Linked DNA regions of Homo sapiens: region 2 is linked to region 1. The links are chromatin contacts, found by Hi-C in ENCODE. All regions are on one chromosome and are shown on one strand. Each heading gives the region's core, a stretch centred on a gene start or an enhancer-like site at or near the end of the contact. The rest is flanking DNA. Distances are from core to core; before and after follow the strand shown.

Evidence for each region. A loop is a pair of places that touch in the nucleus more often than their neighbours do.
Region 2: a loop to region 1 is called in a map with no recorded cell type, with 5 times the contacts of the local background. The contact joins two enhancer-like sites. A Hi-C loop is called at or near these places in 2 of 37 single-sample maps with no recorded cell type.

Annotation. Positions count from the first base shown.
Region 1 is chr2:8,521,584-8,528,380 of GRCh38, forward strand. No RefSeq gene overlaps it. Among named protein-coding and RNA genes, the nearest start is that of LINC01814, 59 kb to the right of the region's middle. RefSeq lists a cis regulatory region at 3,447-5,168, enhancers at 3,651-3,720, 3,771-3,880, 4,761-4,820, 4,831-4,900 and a silencer at 4,622-4,811. Within about 2 kb of position 4,153, at least 21 of the 41 ENCODE cell types and tissues checked have a DNase peak (open chromatin) inside an H3K27ac peak, as active enhancers do.
Region 2 is chr2:9,536,069-9,542,865 of GRCh38, forward strand. ADAM17 (ADAM metallopeptidase domain 17) reads right to left here. Exons shown (of 19, transcript NM_003183.6): 3 at 630-760. Among named protein-coding and RNA genes, the nearest start is that of ADAM17, 16 kb to the right of the region's middle. RefSeq lists an enhancer at 5,707-5,886. Within about 2 kb of position 3,328, at least 14 of the 41 ENCODE cell types and tissues checked have a DNase peak (open chromatin) inside an H3K27ac peak, as active enhancers do.

The DNA of each region.
Region 1 (6,797 bases), core at 2,903-5,402:
ATTACATGCACAGGACCAACAGCTGCTAATTTAACAGATTTTTCAGACTCTCCCTCCTTGCTATTATGTTTAGAAAGCCAGATCTTTGCTTTTTCAGCCTTCCTTGCAGCAGGAGATGGGTACGTGACCCTATCCTGGCAATGAGATGCACAGGTGAGTTAGCCTGTGGCAGGGAGACAAGGGGCCAGGTGGCATCCAGGAAGCTCTTACTTTCCAGATTTAAAAAGAAAAAACAATGTGCCTGGCATTGGCCAGCCCCTTCCTCTTTTCTCATGCTTGGGTGTGATATTTGGAGCTGCAGCAGCCATCTTGGGACCATGGGGTAAAGAGTGTCGGGATAAAAAGCCAACACATTTTATGAAGGCACAGCAGAAGAGAAAGAACCCAGATCTCTAAAGACATTGTTCAGTGGATGAACACATACCCCCGGCTGCTAACCTCCATACATGGTGTTCCATGAGAAAAATAAAGCTCAATGTTTTAACCAGTGCTGGTCAGGTTTTCAGTTACTTATAGAAGAACCCATCCTAATTGATACAATATAGAAGCATCATTAGTGAATTTAATTTTCTTCAAATGGGTGCAGACTGGACAGTGCCCTGCACTTTGCTTTCTTCACTCAGCATGCACCTTTGCAATGTTTCCCATACCCATTCACGTAGGCCTAGCTCATTCTCAGCTGCTTCAGTTTTCTGCTGCACAGAACACATTATAAATAAAGCTGACATCCTACCAATGCACATTTTTATTGGTTGCTTCCAATTTTATCCTACTAAAACGAAGGCCACAAGAAGCATCTCTGTATCTACAACTTAGTGCACTTGTTTCTCTCTGTACAGTAATTTGTGGAAGAGGCAGGCCAGAGACCTCGCCCCTGGCCCCTGTCTTTGTCCCCTGCTCACTCCACGGACTGGGCACACTGAACCCTCCTTGGGTCTCCTGGGCCCACCATTGCCAAGGGCTCACATCTTGATTCCCCTTTTTCTCTACTCACTCTGCTGCCCATCCTGAACACTAGGACATCTACTACCTTGGCCAGAGCCTTGGGTTCCCCTAACCTACATCTCAGTTTGGGTAAGTGGCCTTGAGCTTCTTCCTCGGGGACTGAAACTAAGGCTTGCTCTCATCTGGCTCTCCCTGCAGCCCACTGCTGTCACCCAACCTCACCCCAGCACCTGGGTCTGCTCCCCAGCCCTGCACCATCCACCCCTTTCCAGAACCTGCCCCTTCCTGTTCAGATGAACAGGCCCACATCAGGCCGACTGCCAGGCAAGCTCCCACAGGAAACAGAACAAGCAGCCACACCCCACCTATAACCAGGCTCTGGCCCTGGTTTCAGCACCTGCAACCCACCCCAGAAATTCACACCAGAAACCCAACCTCACAGCCCAACCAAAATCCCATTTGCCACCAGAAGCTGACAAATGCCATTGCTGGGTAGAGGGACACACCAAGATGGAGGTCAGATATCTAAGAACACGCAAAACAGGCATGCAGATTTATGTACCAGCGAAAGCAGATGCATGGAACATTCCATCAGATCTGACTGGTTTATGCTCACCAGCCTGTGCCCAGCCAGCCAGGGCATGCTAAGAGCTGAAACACGCAGGGGAATGCTGTCAGCACAGATGTGCAGGTGACATTTTCAGGGTAAAATCCTGTCTTCTAGGGCAAAAAGCCATCTTCTCTGGCTGGCAGATTCGCAAGGCTGCTTGCATCCAGGCCACAGCCTGCAGTTCCCCCTCCAGCTCACTCCTCTTCACTCATCCCCACCAGCCAGCTACACCCAGGTCTTAGGGAACATCCAGAAGGCAGCGTCCTCTGAGACCACCTGGTCCAGTCCTCTGATTTTACAGATAAGAAAACTGAGGTCCAAAGAGGTCAAAAAAGTCACCCAGTTGCTTTGTGACAGGGCCAGGGACACAAACACTAAAGCCACCTTCATTGAGCACCTCCTCCTATGCTCCCAACTCTCCTTTGAGATATGTAGCATCGCTCCCTTTTCATTGATCAGAAATTGGAGGTTGATAGAGGTCAAGGAACTAGCTCCAGATCACACAGCTGGTGAGGAGCAGAGCTTGGGTACAAACCAGCCAGACAACCCTCCATCCAGGACTCCATCTGCCCCAGCTTTACTAAGGAGGCTTACATCCCCATGACACCACTCCTAGGACAAGAATGAAAACTGTGGGTAAGAGAGGAAGAGAGTGTATGCATTCACCAAAGGGAGGGTTATTATTAAGCAATGAAAATGCGAAAATAGTGTCTAAAACAGAATCTTGCAGGTGTTCAGCCATCTCCTTAAGCAAGGAAGTGCTCACAAAACAATGGATGGGAGCACATCAAAGGGACAATGGGGCCAAGCATGAGGCTCACGCCCCGTGGAATCCCAGCACTTTGGGAGGCTGAGGCAGGAAAATCACTTGAGCTCAGGAGTTCAAGACCAGCCTGGGCAACATAGTGAGACTTCTCCTCTACATAAAATCAAAAAAATCAGGCAAGCATGGTAGCACATGCCTATAGTCCCACCTACTAGGGATGCTGAGGTGGGAGGACCACTTGAGCCTGGGAATTCGAGGAGGCTGCAGTGAGCTATGATCTCACCATTATACTCCAACCTGGGCCACAAGAGTAAGACTCTGTCTCAAAAAAAAAAAAAAAAAGGAGGGGGGGCACCCAGATCCCGAAAAAGCTCCCAATGGCCAAAGTTGGAAGAGTATGAGCAACAAACTACTATTGGATTATAACCCAGAGAATACAATAAGTACCTATGAGCCAACATCGATATAAATAAATGATTGAACAAATAACAGGAAGAAGAGACAATCCACCCTTAAAGAAGAATTCCAAATAATTTATGTAGTTACCCACCTCTCGAAGAGGTGGAGCATGACTTTCCCTGCCCTCAGGTGTGGGCTGTGTTTGGTGACTTGCTTCCCAAGGGCAGGTCTGAGAAAGGAGTGGGGGAGGAGAGAACTTTGCTGGGAGAAACCCAACAAACACAGCTCAGCCAGAAGCTCAAGGTCATTGGCTGCGATCAGTCCTGTTGATAGGCACGCACCCTTGATTGCATACGATAAAAATGGCACTTCACCTCTGTGGGCTTCTCCCGAGAACCCGTAACCGCGGTCTAACCATAAGAAAAATATCAGATAGCCCAAACTGAAGGGCATTCTACAAAAATACCTGGCCAATCCTCACGACAGCTGTCAAGGTCATCCAAAACAAGGAAAGTCTGAGAAACTGTCATAGACCAGAGGAGGCCACCAAGATGTGACAACCAAATGCAATGTGGGATCCTAGAGGGGAATCTTGGGACAGAAAAAGGCCTTAGGGAAAAACTAGTGCAATCCACATAAACCGTGGCGCTTAGCTGAAAGAACCAACCAATGTTAGTTCCTTAGTGGTGAGGAACGTGCTAGGGAGATGCAAGCTGTCACAATGGGGAAACCAGTGAGGTGTGTCCAGGAATCCTCTGCGTTATCTTTGCAATGCTTCTGTAAATGCACAGCCGTTCGAAACCAAAGGTTGCTAGTTTATAAATACACCGAGATGAGATGTCCCACTATCTTGCTAGGGGAGTCGTTCCCAACTGACCACCCATGAGACTGGTTGGGGAGATTTTCAAAACTTTTCAAAGGCCCTGCCTGGGATGAAGTGAACAAGCATCCCTAGGCCTGCGGCCTGAGCATCAGGACCTTGACAAGATCCCCTGGTGATTCTACCGTGCATTAGGGTTGAAACCAGTGGCCAGGGTAGGACAGGAGTTAATTGCACAGGGCTTCCATGGAGTAAGATGGAGCTGGGAAAGGATGCTGGAACTCTTCAGGCTGCAGGAGAGCTGCATGGAACGGACTGCCGCCCCTCCCCGCATTACCTCTGAAGGGCTCCTTGTTGGAACCTGGACATCTCTCACTCCCCTGTCCTGGGTCAGCCGCTGCTGGCGGGATCAGGTGGTGGAAGGGTTCAAATTTCCCTTGGGTGTTAAAATGCAAAGTGACCCTAACCAGCCAGGAAAAGAGCAGGTGTCCTCTTTCATCCAGCTGGGGTCACTGTCCCCTAAGGGGCCCCAGGCTGGTCCTTCCTGTCTCACTGAGGTCTCAGACCTCATGCTCATTGGGACTTGGCTGAACTCCAGGCCGTCAGCCCAACAGCGCTAAAGCTACAGCCAAGCCGCAGAGAGCCGTGGCCTCCCACGCCCCACGTTGCTGGGCAGAGAAGGGAAGCATTTCAGACAGGCAGGCTGGCCCCTGGCCAGCAGGTCTCCAGATGCCATGCAACACACACCTGAGCAGGGTAAGAGAATAGGTGTGTGTCAACAGTATTTGAAAAAGAAAATAGCTGCACAAATACAGCACTTGTTAACACAGGTGTTTACAGGTGGAATTATTTTTCCAGGGCTGCTATCTCCCAGCCTTCTTTGTGCTTCTCAGCTCACACCTGCAGGGACTTTCCTACGAAGCCAAGGCACAAAGGGGAAGTGGATAGTCCGTATCGATTTTACCACGGAGGAGGTCAGCGATCAGCTTCAGGCCTGGCTAGTTTTCACAGTTTCCCTTGCTGGACTCACTTCCATGTTTTCAACCTGCTCTAACAGGATCTGGCCTGCGCTCCACTTCCTGCTTGGCTAAGGCAGCTGCTGTGACCACCCCAGGCAGTCACAGCAAGAAGCCATTTCCTGGGGCCAGGGCACGCTGGCTACTCTCGGGACATAATTATCTATCTGGTCCTTGTCTCCTCTCCCCCAGGAGAGGCTCAATGTTTGTATATTACAGATAAGGAAACTGACACACTTGTCTGAAGTCACAGGGCTAATAAGTGGAGGATGTTGTGCCGACATCAAACCAGGGAAGAACCCAAAGAGGCAGCTGCAAAGGGCTCCAGAAGTGTCTCCAAGATGACCCCCCCACCACCACCACCACCGCCCACACCAGGAGCAGCAGTGCTCTCTGTGGGACACCCAGAAGCACAGACATTCAACTTAAAATAGGATCTCATAGAATAAAGCAGTCCGTCAGGTGGTAACAAGTCCCAAGGTATTAAAAATTATAGAAGAGAAACTTAATGCCTCTGAACAGCACACTTACAAATGGTTAAGATGGTCATTTTTATGTTACGTGTGTTTTAACACGATTTTAAATTTTTAATTGACACACTTATGAAAGAGAAACTTAAAATGGAGAACGTTCTATTCCAGAGGGAGACCTAGCCAACTTGCATCACCAATTAGCCTGTTTTTGGTAAATGTACCCACTTTTTGCATTCTGAGAGAGAACTCTGTCCTCTGGAAAGACTTTCTCTTAGATGAGCCTTTTAATTCATGCAGATGTGGGCCGGAGTATTTGAGTATTTCCCGTTATATGGGGGAAGCACTAAAAGGTGAACTGCCCTAAATGCAGATTTCTCAGTGTGAGGTTTTAGGTGCTCTGCTTCACATGTAAAAGGCAAGACAGGGGACAGGAGTGAAGACAAGGTGGGGAGGGAACAGAAGAGCAGGCCCTGCTCCCCACCCCCAAGGCAGTGAGGAAACACCCCCACCAGCACCCTCTAAAAGGTTGGCACAGCAGGCAGGCTCCAGGAGGGGATGTAATCCTCCTCAGTAAAGCTGTTGAAGATGGCTGCCTGGGGACGCAGGGAGGGGCTCAGTCACACTTGGGGAGAGGCCAGACTGAAAGAGCAGGGCCAGCAGAGATGCTGAGATCCTCTCAGCCAGAGGCCACTTGTGGAAAAGTCCAACGGTACAATCTGGGCAGGAGGTGACAAGGGGCAAGCAGGGTGGACTGACTCCCAGGGTGCTCAGAGAAGCCTGGCAAGGTCCGAGTGTGCTGCAGGCCCCCGAGATGGCAAGTGGAGAACATGGAGACATTTGCCATTGGTAGCTTTTGATGTCCTTGTTCCTACAAGCCAGGGGGAAATGTCATGACTTGATTTTGGCAGCGAAACCCTTCAGCCCAACTTGAAGAGCAATGAGGCTTCCAAAAATGTTAAGAAACATTGCTCCATTCCAGCCTTCCTCCTTCACCTCCTCTCGCAGACTAGCACCACCTGTGTTCCAAGTCACAGATGAAGAGTCCGAGGGTCAGAGAGGCGGGGTGTTCACAGGAGGGTCTGTGGTTTGGAGGCTGTCCCGGGTTGAAGCCCAGGTGTCTTGGTTCCTAATGTGAGTCTTCCATCCTCTATAACACTTTTTCCCAGGAAAAGGAGTTTCCCTGAGAGAAGGGGGGAGTCTGGCCGCCTCCAAATCCCTGCTGGCTCCTCCAGAGGCCACCTCCAGCCCTGCCTCTCCCTCTGCCTGGCAGACGAGCCAAGGAGTGCCAGTACACAGGCTGCAAGCCGCTGGAGGCCAGTGACTACAGGGCTGGCAAGGGGAGAGAGAGACTTGAGAGAGGATGAGATTTTCAAAGCTCACCACCAAGAAGTTGAAAGGTTTTCCATTTGAACTATGGCAAGTCTCTAAAAGATGAGATGGTGTCTAATTAGACATTATTTTACATCATTCAAATTAAGATGACCTCATATTATAATTACAGATCTGCTACATTACTTGGAAGTAATCAGCATGACAGGCTATCCTCTCTGCCTACCCTTTTGGAAGCTCCAGGCTTCACACTGACCTTCTCCTGCTCCTCCACCTTCCATCAGAGATTGCCCTTTGGAGGGACAGCATCTACCAGAGTCCACACAGCAGCAAGCAGAAGCCTCCCCAGCACGCATCTCCATCCAAGAGTGGAGATTCGGTGAGCATCTGTGCACCAAGGACATGGGTCACACAAGGAGACGGACCTTTCATCAAAGGA
Region 2 (6,797 bases), core at 2,078-4,577, 1.0 Mb after region 1:
AGAAGCTAGATAATCTCAACTCCTAAGGGGTAGCCTCAAGTTTAGTCACTTGAAACCTATCCCTTTCCCAAAACAAACAAAACTGCTAAGATTTTCTTCTGGAATAATTTTATCTACTTCTAGGTAAAGGAAGAACTAAGAGAGACAGAAAGCATGATTTAGAATGTACAGGCCTAGGAACTATACTATTTGTGGATTTCAATGACATTTTTTTTTCTCATTGCAGAAAAAGGTCAAAAAGTAAACTGCAATTGCTTGTTTGATAAATTTTCTCAAATACATACGTAATAGGATCACCAAGTATTTTATCTCCAAGCTTCCCTGTTTAAAATATCATAAAGAAAGCTTACAGTCACTGAGGAAAAGAAAGGTTAAATTCCTATCACTTAAGAAGAATTTAATTTTAATCATTAAACCAGCCAGCTAGTATGACATTTAGATAATACTCATTTCCTTCTATTAGAATGTTCCTGCCTCTAAACTTATATACCTCAAAGAAAAGTCAAAGAATAGCACTTCTATGACACCCCGTCCCCACTATCCTGCACCAGAAAAGAATATGCAATCAAGTTAGATTTGGAGACCTAATACACCAGACACAGGGGCAAACCAACAAGCTCCATACTAACCAACCACGTGTCCAGTGAAGAAGTCCTGCCATTTTACAGTGTACTCGCTTTCGTTTTTACCATCCACCACCACGACCTTGAAATTTTGTGAAAAACGTTCAGTACTTGATGTCAGGTATAATTTAAAATGCCTGAAGAAAAATGCATTCATATTTTACTCTAAGCACACAAATTTTAAGTCTCATTTTCACATAATTAAACTTTCTTAAAAAGCCAGAAGCATTGACATTAATAAAACACTATGCAAGTTACAACTAAAGTCTTATTAGGTACTTAGAGCAATATATCTCCTGTAACGACAAATGAACTAATTTATTTAGCTATAAAAACAGCAGATCACAATAAACTCACACTAGGGTAAAGATATTCAAAGAACTTATACATTCATCTCTCCTGGAAAACACTGAAGAATAAGGAAACACACATGACTGCGTAGTTAAGTTGGAATCCTGATTATCTAAAAAAATTATTATCAAAAACTAATCCTATTATATACCATTTATTGAACACCTACTTGGTGTTAGGTACTATGCATCTATTATCCCCACTTCACACAAGTACAAATTGAGGCTTGGAAGCTAATCAACCTACTCAAAGTTACACAGCTAGTAAATGGTGAAACTGGGAAATAAACCTGGTTTATTTCAAAACCCTGTACTATGCTGTCTCTATCAAGCTGGGTGGACTATGAGAAAATTCTTATTGCTGTGCAAAATTAATAAATGCTGCTTTCTATATTTAAAAGTACTCATGCGGCCGTGCGTAGTGGCTCACGCCTGTAATCCCAGCACTTTGGGAGGTTGAGCTGGGCGGATCACGAGGTCAGGAGATCGAGACCATCCTGGCTAACACAGCGAAACCCCATCTCTACTAAAAATACAAAAATTAGCCAGGCATGGTGGCGGGTGCCTATAGTCCCAGCTACTTGGGAGGCTGAGGCAGGAGAATGGAGTGAACCCGGGAGGCGGAGCCTGCTGTGAGCCGAGATCGCCAGCCTGGTTGACAGCGCGAGACTCCCGCTCAAAATAAGAAAAAAAAAAAGTACTCGTGCTTTTTTTCCTCCTCAAAACAACATATCTTGCAAAAAAGTAACCCACAATTACAGTTAGGAAAATAAATACAAGGTATCTAAGACAGACATTAGAATATAGACTCCATTGGCACCAGAAGACAGGAAAAGAGGGGAGGGGAGGGGAGGGGAGGGGAGGAGAGGGGGAGGAGAGGGGAGGAGAGGGGGAGGAGAGGGGAAGGGGAGGGGGAAGAGAGGGGAAGGGAAGGGGAAGGGAGGGGAAGGGAGGGGAGGGGAAGGGAGGGGAGGAGAGGGGAGGGGGTATACACTTCAGTTCTTTAGTGGGCTTACTATTCTTTTTGTTGAGTTTCAGTCCAGTTCTTTAATTGGCTTACTATTCTTTTTGTTTTCTATGACTTTCCATCCTTACATGAAAACTAGGAGTGGTGAGCAAGACTTTCTCAAGTATTATTTATAGTCTTTCAATGTGTCCATGAACACCAAAGACAAAGAAAGGTATATTATTCATCTCACCCACAGAAACAAATTTTGTCAGCTGTTGTACTGAAAATATATTACTTCCCCATGGGATTGCAAAAGTCTTTAAACTACCGGAAAGAAATCTAGACTGGGACTATCTCCATGGCAACAAATATTTTTAACTTTTTGAGCATAACAAGGTAATTTTAGTTTGCTTGTGGTTTTTTAATGGTCAAAGGGAAAAGACAATAGAACATTATTTCGTAAATCCTTGGAACATTTTCTTCTGCTATCCTAAAACATATCTTCCCACACATTCTCAGTTATGATTTTTCCCTCCAGTTATGCTGAGAACTTTCAAAAGCATACTTATTATAAATGTCTTATTATTTTGTTTTAAAGCTAAGAGTTGCAACATTACTTAATGTTCTTTTCAGAAAGAAATCAGTGGAATTGCATTTTTCATTTGCTACATTAAGAATCTTTTCTAAAGATAAAGACCAAGCGATTATAAAATTCATGTTTTTTGATTTTCCAATATTAGCTTTTGAGTTATAAAACGTCCAACAGAATGTCAAAATTTCTTTTACTTTATCCTCCCAAAATTATGTGAAGTCATTTTCTTACAGATTTCTTTAACGTTTTATCTTTCTGACTTTTGACTTAAGAATTTACAGTAACTAAAGACCAGCTAACCAGTTTGAATTAACATTATTACCCTAACCATTTTTAATGGTCCATTTAGTCAGGTATATCACTTTCATTTCTTTATCAGTTCTAGACCTTCTCAAGTAATCTGATATATTTCACTTTTAGGAGAAACATTTAACTTTTTCCAAAAAAATTCAGGCAACATCAAAAAAGTATCAAAACAGTATATACTCCGCAGCTTTTTCGTTATTTAAAAATAAGATAATTTCTTGATTTTTTTTTTTTTTTGAGACGGAGTCTCACTCTGTCGCCCAGGCTGGAGTGCAGTGGCGCAATCTCGGCTAACTGCAAGCTCCACCTCCTGGGTTCACGCCATTCCCCTGCCTCAGCCTCCCAAATAGCTGGGACTACAGGCGCCTGCTACCACGCCTGGCTAATTTTTTGTATTTTTAGTAGAGACGGGGTTTCACCGTGTTAGCCAGGATGGTCTCGATCTCCTGACCTCATGACCTCATGATCCATCCAGCTCGGCCTCCCAAAGTGCTGGGATTACATGTGTGAGTCACCACGCCTAGCTGATAATTTCTTGATTTATAACAAAAAGGAAATGAAACTTGTAAGGCAAATTTTAAACAAGTTTCTTTTTTTCTTAAGTTACTTCAACTCTTCATACAACCTCTCAGTGTTTCTATGCTTTTTCAACCTCTAATAGTTACATCCAAATTTAATGCAATGATCTTGGTTTAAATTACTTTGCCTTCCACTGCTATCGAAAAACGGAATCTTCTCATTTACCATCAAGTAATGAGGGGTTTCATAGAGTTAATTCAGCCCTGATACAAACTGATTACTTCAGCTATCTTTGTTTTTGTTCTTGTTTTAAACTTTAATGACGCAATATGATAGAAAAGAAAGGGTATGGGCTTTGGAGTCTGACAAACTTGGCTTAAGTCCTACTTTCATTTACTCACTGTCCGACCTTGGCCTCAATCTTTGAATCCTAAGTATTTATCTACAAATGGAAATAATATCACCTAATAACTGAACGGTTTTGGGGATTAAAGGAAATAACCTATTTTAAAACACCTGGTATAAAATTCCATAGACTGTTAGATAAATTTCCCATTAAATATTTAGTATGGAAACTTTGTAAAATAAATTACATACTTCCCTGCTTTCTTACACAGAGAAAAGATAACAAGTGGCTACGATTTAATATTTTCTTAGGGAATCAATGTCATCTACGAAACTTGAAAGAGAAATATGTAAGGCTATGGAAGTTTTTGCCTCTAGAATACGGATTCTACAGGCCACTTCAAATCCAAAGAAACCCAAAAAGCTAAACTTTGAGTTCTTTTCATTTTATAGTTTCCTCACTCTTCCTTCGCTCCTACTTATTTCTTGCTACTATATCCACTTCTTCACCAAACTCTCCACCAGTATAGCAGAAATAACACAAGTTTTGGAGTCCAACCTTTGTTCAAATCTTGTATCTGTCATTTACTAGCTGAGTAATCTTGGGCAAGTTACTAAGCTGTCTAAGCCTTAATTTTTTTTTTTTTGTTCCTTCAAAAAAGGAATCACTTTTAGAGATAACTTATGTAAAATGCCAGTAAATTACAGAAAATAAGTACCTGATTAACTGTAGCTATTAATATTACCAATCTGCTCAAATTTGGTGTAAGTTGAAAGCTAATAACCAATACTATAATATTCTGACATAAAATCGAATAAAAAGAAGTCATTAAAAAATAACCTAAGGATAATTGCAATAGCTAGGAAAAATTAATTTGCATTAAAAATTTGCCTAAAATAACCACATGACAATGAACCAATCTCCTTAATATACTAAGCACTGCTACAATTCAGTAGTTAGAAAGACAAATTCAATAGAAAAATAGTCAAAAGAGATAAAAAGGCAGTTTACAGAAATATAAAACAAATTACTTACAAATATATAAAAAGATGCTCAATGTCACACAAAATGAAAATCAAAACAACTATAAAATGCCATGCCCTTTAGAGGGGTGACAGTTAAAGGCTGATAAACCTACTATTGGCAAAGATAACAGGAAACAGGTAAACTCATATATTGCTGCTGGAAGAATAAATTTGTCAAATCTCTTTGGGAGGAAAGAGCAATATCAATAAACATAGTATACATATCCTTGACCCAGTAATTCTCCTTCCAGGAATATATCCTATAAAAACACCTCATCAAGGTACACATTTACAAAGATACTCACTAGAGCACTGTTTGTTGTATTAAAAAAATCACTTTGGTTAAACAATATCCATCTGTAGTGTATTAGTCAGTATGTTGTTACAATTCTATGCAATAGGAATATTTATGCAGCTGTTTAAAATGAGGTAAATATGCTATCTATATCACCTATACACACACAGAGACCTATAGGCAAAAAACATGCATTAAAATATTTTGGGTCGGGCACGGTGGCTCACACCTGTAATCCCATCACATTGGGAGCCTGAGGCAGGTGGATCACCTGAGGTCAGGAGTTCAAGACCATCCTGGCCAACATGGTGAAACCTCATCTCTACTAAAAATACAAAAATTAGCTGAGCATGGCAGTGGGCTCCTGTAATCCCAGCTACTCGGGAAGCTGAGGCAGGAGAACTGCTTGAACCCGAGAGGTGGAGGCTTCAGTGAGCTAAGATCGTGCCATTGCACTCCAGTCTGGGCGACAAGAGCAAAAACTCTGTCTCAAAAAACAAAAAACAAAACAAAACAAAAAATTGGAAGTTTACAAAGGAAACCTCTCTGGGTCTGAGAAGTCTAACTGAGTTAGAAGTAAAAACTTTGCATATCCTCCATGGCTTGTTTTTTAAACCAGACGCACATATTCCTTTTATTTTTTAACATAGTTGAGAAGGCTTGTCCTATATAAAGAATAAAGATGGCCAGATGCAGTGGCCCCTGTCTGTAATCCCAGCACTTTGGGAGGCCGAGATCGTGGATCACTTGAGGTGAGGAGTTCAAGACCAGCCTGGCCAACATGGTGAAACTCTGTCTCTACTAAAAATAACAAAAATCACCCAGGCGTGGTGCTGTGCACCTGTAGTCCCAGCTACTTGAGAGGCTGAGGCACAAGAATCGCTTGAACCCAGGAGGCAGAGGTTGCAGTGAGCCAAGATCACACAACTGCACTCCAGCCTGGACGACAGAGCAAGACTCTCAAAAAAATAAATAAATAAAGAATAATTCAGTCAATTCTCCATGTGTCTGTTTTTTGATACTGAATAAAGCTTCCTAAAGACTTTAAAAAGAGGCCTGCAATTATTTAACATTTCAATGTGCAAAACAATACGTGGTATTAAAATTACTACTGAAATAGAACATATCCATCAATTTATGCTAAGAAGTAAGAGGAACTCAATGTAGAAAGAATATTAAATTTGGGCCAGGCATGGTGGCTCACACCTGTAATCCCAGCACTTTGGGAGGCCAAGATGGAAAGACCACCTGAGCCCAGAAGTTCAAGATCAGCCTTGGCAACATGGCAAGACCCTGTTTTTAAAAATAAATAAATATGAAGCAGGTTAAAGAATCCTGGAAACTAAGTAACTAGTTAGCTAAATAAATAAATAGAACAGTAAAATCTAGACCCAGCTCACCACCAGGCTGTGGGGTCCTGAACAAAATCTTTATCTCTTCATATATAAAGATAATATTTAGCACATGATTGATGGTTATAAAGTAGCACCAAAAACAAAAGGTTTTATAAGCATTCAATTAATTTAAATTATGTTAGAATTTTCTAAACATCGTTACCATCATTAACACCTCTGCAATATCTATTTACTTTTTTAAAAATACTCATCAGTATGAACTTTATTTATTTTATTTATTTATTTTTTGAGACAGAGTCTCACTCTGTTGCCCAGTCTGGAGTGCAGTGGCACCATCTCGGCTAGTGCAGCCTCCACCTCCCTGGTTCAAGTGATTCTCCTGCCTCAGCCTCCCAAGTAGCTGGGATTACAGGCACGTGTCACCATGCCTAATTTTT